Linked DNA regions of Homo sapiens: region 2 is linked to region 1. A link is a contact called in ENCODE Hi-C or POLR2A ChIA-PET data. All regions are on one chromosome and are shown on one strand. Each heading gives the region's core, a stretch centred on a gene start or an enhancer-like site at or near the end of the contact. The rest is flanking DNA. Distances are from core to core; before and after follow the strand shown. Region 1 has its middle 37 kb from the start of DRAIC. Region 2 has its middle 6.7 kb from the start of LINC02896.

Evidence for each region. A loop is a pair of places that touch in the nucleus more often than their neighbours do. ChIA-PET counts read pairs that join two places held with the same protein, here RNA polymerase II (POLR2A). Pooled maps may share reads with other maps.
Region 2: a map of natural killer cell shows a loop between it and region 1 (2.2-fold over the local background). The contact joins two enhancer-like sites. A Hi-C loop is called at or near these places in 5 of 168 maps with a recorded cell type or tissue (Caco-2, Calu3, PC-9 and 2 more), 2 of 37 single-sample maps with no recorded cell type and 11 of 50 pooled maps. POLR2A ChIA-PET finds 5 or more read pairs at or near these places in 3 of 52 experiments (GM12878, PC-9 and WTC11).

The regions. Positions count from the first base shown.
Region 1 is chr15:69,523,650-69,526,349 of GRCh38, reverse strand. No RefSeq gene overlaps it. Among named protein-coding and RNA genes, the nearest start is that of DRAIC, 37 kb to the left of the region's middle. RefSeq lists enhancers at 1-156, 2,684-2,700. Within about 2 kb of position 1,354, at least 4 of the 41 ENCODE cell types and tissues checked have a DNase peak (open chromatin) inside an H3K27ac peak, as active enhancers do.
Region 2 is chr15:69,468,143-69,470,895 of GRCh38, reverse strand. No RefSeq gene overlaps it. Among named protein-coding and RNA genes, the nearest start is that of LINC02896, 6.7 kb to the right of the region's middle. RefSeq lists an enhancer at 2,354-2,553. Within about 2 kb of position 1,320, at least 14 of the 41 ENCODE cell types and tissues checked have a DNase peak (open chromatin) inside an H3K27ac peak, as active enhancers do.

The DNA of each region.
Region 1 (2,700 bases), core at 105-2,604:
CAGATGAGGAATTCTGGCACCACGTGGCTGTTGGTTCTGGCTTGAGGTCCCTCATGAGGCGGCAGTCAAGATGCTAGCAGGGCTGCAGCCATCTGAGGGCTGGACTGGGACAGGAGGATGCACTTCCAAAAAGGCTCGCTCACTCACACAGCTGGCGGGCTAGGGCTGCTTGCTGGCAGGGGGCCTCAGCTCCTCCCTACGTGGGCCTCTCCGTAGGCTGTTTGGGTGTCCTCATGACGTGGTGGCTGGCTTCCCCCAGAGTCAGACAGCCGCGAGAGCAAAGCTGAAGCACCAATGTCTTTTATGGCCTTTCCTCGAATGTCACACACTTTCACCTCTGTTACATTCTCTTCATTGAAAGCCAGTCGCTAAGTGTGGCCCACGCTCAGCAGGAGGGGAAATGGGCTCCACCTTTGGAAGCAAGGTCAAAGAATTGGGGGACTTTTTAACTATAACAAATAGTGCCCACACTGGAAGAGAGAAACTCAAGCAAAAGTTTCCTCCCTGCTCTGCCGCCATCGGAGAGAAAGTTTTTCCCAGAAGTCATCGGCAGTCTTTCCCTTAGGTGTAATTGGCCAGAAATGAGTCACATGCTTACCTCTAGACCAATCACTGACAAGGGAAACAGACGCCCATGGCTGGCTTAGACCAATCATGAGTCTTCCTCTGAGATTGGGCACATTTCTGACTTAACAAAATTAGGTTTCGGGTAGCAAGGGAGTAGGGGGAAATGGCCGTTGGGTGGGTGGGCAGGAGTGTCAGCCATGTTGTTCTATTGAGTGGGTAACTGGGAAAAATTAGATGCTGAGGTGGTGATAATCCACAAATAGGAAACCTGGTCATTTATTAACTGCTTTCCATACTATCAGCTAGAAATGAATCCGTTCCAGGATCTGCTCTGTAAAAAGGGTCTGCTCACTGTGGTTGGCGTTTCATCCCTTCGGGCCGTCTGGTTTTAGACTCAGAGGACTCGGCTTAGAGTCCGCGTCTACTATGTGTTGCCTGTGCAGCCCCTAGAAGTACCTTCTCTGAGCTTCAGTTTCCAGCTGCATACACAGGGGATGATCATCGCTACTTCACAAGGCTCTTAGGACTACTGGAATATGCTTTGTAATTCATCTGGGGTTAAGGCCATGTGCATTCTGATCATTGCTGTTTGCCCTGGGTTTGGGGTGAGAGGCCAAATACCACCAGAGGGTTTTTTGTCCCCTCTTTCTTTCCATCTCTAATTTCCAATACACAGTGCCAAAAAAAGAGGAGAACTGAGCACAGAGGCCAAATCCCCAGCATAAAAACAGTGGTGCCATTGTAAACGCCTCCAGCGATTGCGCCCCACCCAGCTGAGGAAGCCCCATTCCCAGCCCCACTTAACAACGTGCGGCCTGATTTAATATGAGCAGCTGATCTCATTGCTTCCATAGCAAGTTTAATTTGCTGGGAAAGCGAGTTGGTGAGGTTCTAATAATGCAGAGCCGCAAATAATACCAAAGAGAGTTTGCATTATGATAACTTTCCAATTAAAATGGATTAATGGAGGAGAAACAGCAGCAGTAGTGTCTAGACAACATATTACTGAATCCTTGGAGAGGGAGATGGAAAGGAGTTGGGGGAACAAGCGGCAGCAAGATAAACAGGTGAACTTTATAAGTTGGAGGCACACTTGTGTGGGTGTGACGGGAAGTACCAGGGAGGGCTCCTTACCCCTGGTGCCCCATCAGTTACAATACCTGGACTTTGCACCATTTGAGAAAACCAGTCTTTTAGGACCCAGAGGCCTTTGGTCTTTTGGATTCCTTATTAAAATGCAAACAGCACCTTCCGTTTCCTCGGCTGACCTTACAGCTGGGATTAGCCTGCAGCTACTGGAGAGCAGACTGTGTGACTGTGCGACAGAACAGAGGCCCCGGCTGAGCCTTGGAAGACCCACATCGACCAGGTGTTGACACCTGTGGTGTTCTTGTCAGGGCTTCACTACAGGACTCAAAACAAATCCTCCATAACTATGCTAGTAACCCCCTGACCTCTGACCACTGCTGAGTGATCCAAGGGGTCCATCTAGAACCTCTATCCCAGCAACCTGAATTTTAGACCTGAGAGATACAGGGTCTGGGCTGGACTGGGGCTAGTGCTCATCCCTGAGAGCAGGTTCAGGACAGAAAGAGCCACAGACTGTTGCTGCCAATCTTGAGCTACCCCGGGCCCCACCCATGGAGGCCAAATTAGTTGATTTTCTTGCCATTCTGTGAAATCCCCCCAGGATCCATGTTCCTCTCCTTTGCTTAAACTGACTAGACATTTCTGATGCCTGCAAACAAAAGAGCTTTAATCTATCACTTCTTACTTGTGGGACCTGGTGAAAGTCATTTAACCTCACTGAGCCTCTGTTTTCTCTCCTGTAAGATGGGAGATACACACATCCCCACCTTGCAAGGTTGGTTGCCTCCTGTATTGGTAACATGATGTGTTAGGGTTAGATCACCATTTAAGTCCCTCTCAGCCCTGAAGTTCGGAGATCGTAGAAGTAATCCTTGAGGGATAGGGGAAGAGGCTGGCTGGACCACAGAGGCCAGGAGACCAAGAAGCCCAAGGACCTAATTCCACCAGCATCAGTAACTTGCAGGGCATAATAAATATCTCAACACCAGAACTGAGGCTCCTTGCAGAAATCTCCAAGGCTCCCCTATGCCTGGGAAGGCTCTG
Region 2 (2,753 bases), core at 71-2,570, 55 kb after region 1:
TGTGCATGTTGTAGGGGTAGGTGATATATGGGAAATCTCTGTACCTTCTGCTCAATTTTGCTGTAAACCTAAAACTGTTCTAAAAAATAAGGTTTATTTTAAAAAGAAATAAGTATGTAAAAACCTCTATACCTGCCGGTGGTATACCTGGGGTGGGGGTGAGGGGCAGAAGGGTCCATCCCCCAGGGTCAGGCAATGAGTCTGTAGAGAAAGTAACAATAGTGATAAAACTGAGTAGAAGCCAGTCTGGGCCGGGCACAGTGGCTTACGCCTATAATCCCAGCACTTTGGAAGGCCGAGGTGGGTGGATCACCTGAGGTCAAGAGTTCGAGACCGGCCTGGTCAACATGGTGAAACCCCCATCTCTACTAAAAATACAAAAATTACCCGGGCGTGGTGGCGGGCACCTGTAATCCCAGCTACTTGGGAGGCTGAGGCAGGAGAATTGCTTGAATCTGGGAGGCGGAGGTTGCAGTGAGCTGAGATCGCGCCACTACACTCCAGCCTGGGTGACAGAGCAAGACTGTCTCAAGAAGAAAAAAAGAAGCTAGTCTGCTTCTCATCCTGACCATGCGCTGGCAATTCTTAATGACATCAGTGATAAAGCACCCTTCCCAGCCCCAGCCCCAGCCCCAGCCCCAGCCCCAGTCCACCATTGATGCAAAGCAAGCAAAACACTTCCAGAGCCCTCCAACTGGCTGCTCCTAAGCCAGCCCGAAACCCAGGGACTAAGGAACTCAAGAAATGCCTGAGTACAGCAATCAGTGAAGAACAAGAGGCTTAAAGTTATGATCCCCTGAAGCTGACTCAGAGATGTCTAGGCAGGCCTGGGGCCCTGGAACAAAGTGTAAGATCCTTTCCTGGAGCAAGGCAGGTCTAAAGTAGGGCCAGCCAGGAGTGATAGCTCAGGGAATCTCAGAGAGCCCTTATCTATCCTGTTGCAAGCATGGGCTCCCCCAAGGCTGGGGGCAAGGCTGAGCCTACGGGGTCATCTACAGATCTTACCTGGGGCCAAGAAGGCTGCTGGAGTGGGACCAGGCAGCCTGAGGCTGTGACCTCCTACCCTGGGCAGTTCTGCTCTCCCATGGCTGTGGGGCCCACACGCTGTCCCCGCTCTGGGGAGCAAGGCATGCAGGCACCAAACATGGAGTCAGGAAAGGAGAGGACTTAGCCAAGCCTACACATCAGGCCACCCTCGCAAAGCCCATTCTTCACTGTTCTCTCAACACCACCTTTTGAAAGCTTCTCTCACGTGAGCTCCGCCACCTCCATCCCTGCTGAGTGGCCAAGTCACCATGCTCCCCACGGAAAGACCCCAGGCCTCTGTCCACTCTTGCCCAGTCTCTGACCCCTTTTGCTGAGTGTTTGATATGTTCCTGGGGTGAGGGCCATCCCATGACTTTCATATTCCACCAAGGACAGTGAGTACCAAACTGACGACCTTCATCCTACTGGACTGGGAGTCAAGAAGGCATACTCTGTTACCACTTAGCTATGTGGCCACAGCCACGTCACCTGCCCTATGAGCTTTCTCTTCCACAAATGTAAAACCAAGAGGGCTGGATGCTCTCTGAGGTCCCTTCTAAATCTAGCATGCTGAGCTCCTCTGGGTATATCTATTGCCCATCCCCTCAGGTAGGGGATGCCAGCCCAGTGCACAGTCCAGAGGAGACACCACACAGAGCAGAACACAGAGGAAATGGTATTAGCTGTGTATCTCAGGCTGTCCCCAGGGCTGGAGAGACTCAAGGAGGCTTCTGGGCAGGCTGAGCAGAGAGAACACTGCAGAGGGGAGAGATGCCACGGGTCAGCTGGGTGAAGGCATTTGCTGGAACTGAGGGAGCGCTCAAGGGAAGTGAGGAGAGTCCTCTCCCCAAGAGCCTCCCCCACAGCCACTTATCCTGTCCCTCTGCTCTGGGCCCCACCCCCACCTCTAAGTCAAGCAAACCCAACTTGTTGAAAGCAAGCAAACAGCCACGGAGCAAGACGCACACACTTCTCACCCATTCCCAGCCAAGGGGAACGGGCTATAGTTTGTTGACAGAGAGAAAAGTAATCAATTTTTCATTACCCAGTGAAGGCAACAGAATGTCTCAGGATGTCAACAGTTTCCAGGCAACAAAGACAAACCAAATACACAGGCCCCTCACCTGAAAGCTGTTTCCTTTACAAGCATCAGCTTGAATGAGAGGAGGTAATGAGAGAGGCAGAGGCAGGTGAAACCACTTGGCAGCCGCAGCGTATGAGTCAGACGCTGGGGCTCTGTGGTTGTCTGCAGTGACCCCATTAGCAGATCTCATCAGACTACGTACGACTCAAAGCAGAGCCTGCACTGGGGGAGGATTCAGGCACAAGATGTCGGAGCAAGACCGGAGAGAGTGGCTAATGTGGCTTATTCATTCATTTATTCAGCAAACATTTTTTAGGGCTCTTAGGCCCTGGGCTCAGGCCTGAGGCCCCAGTCTAGCTGAGGAGATGAGCGTGGAGACAGCGTCCCCTTACCTTAGGGATGAGAAGACTGACAACCACAGAGAGGAAGTGACTGTCCCAAGATCACAGAACCACACGGGGCACTTGGCAGCTGTGCCGCAGGTCTCCAGCATGCAGCAGGCCTATGCACATGGAAGGAGGCTCAGGAAGCGGCCGGCACAGACGTAGTCTCATCGAGAATTAACACAGGGAGCTTTCCAGAGACCTTTAGCAAAAGTGTTCAGATACTGAACCTAAAAAGTAAAAGGAGATCATTAGAATCT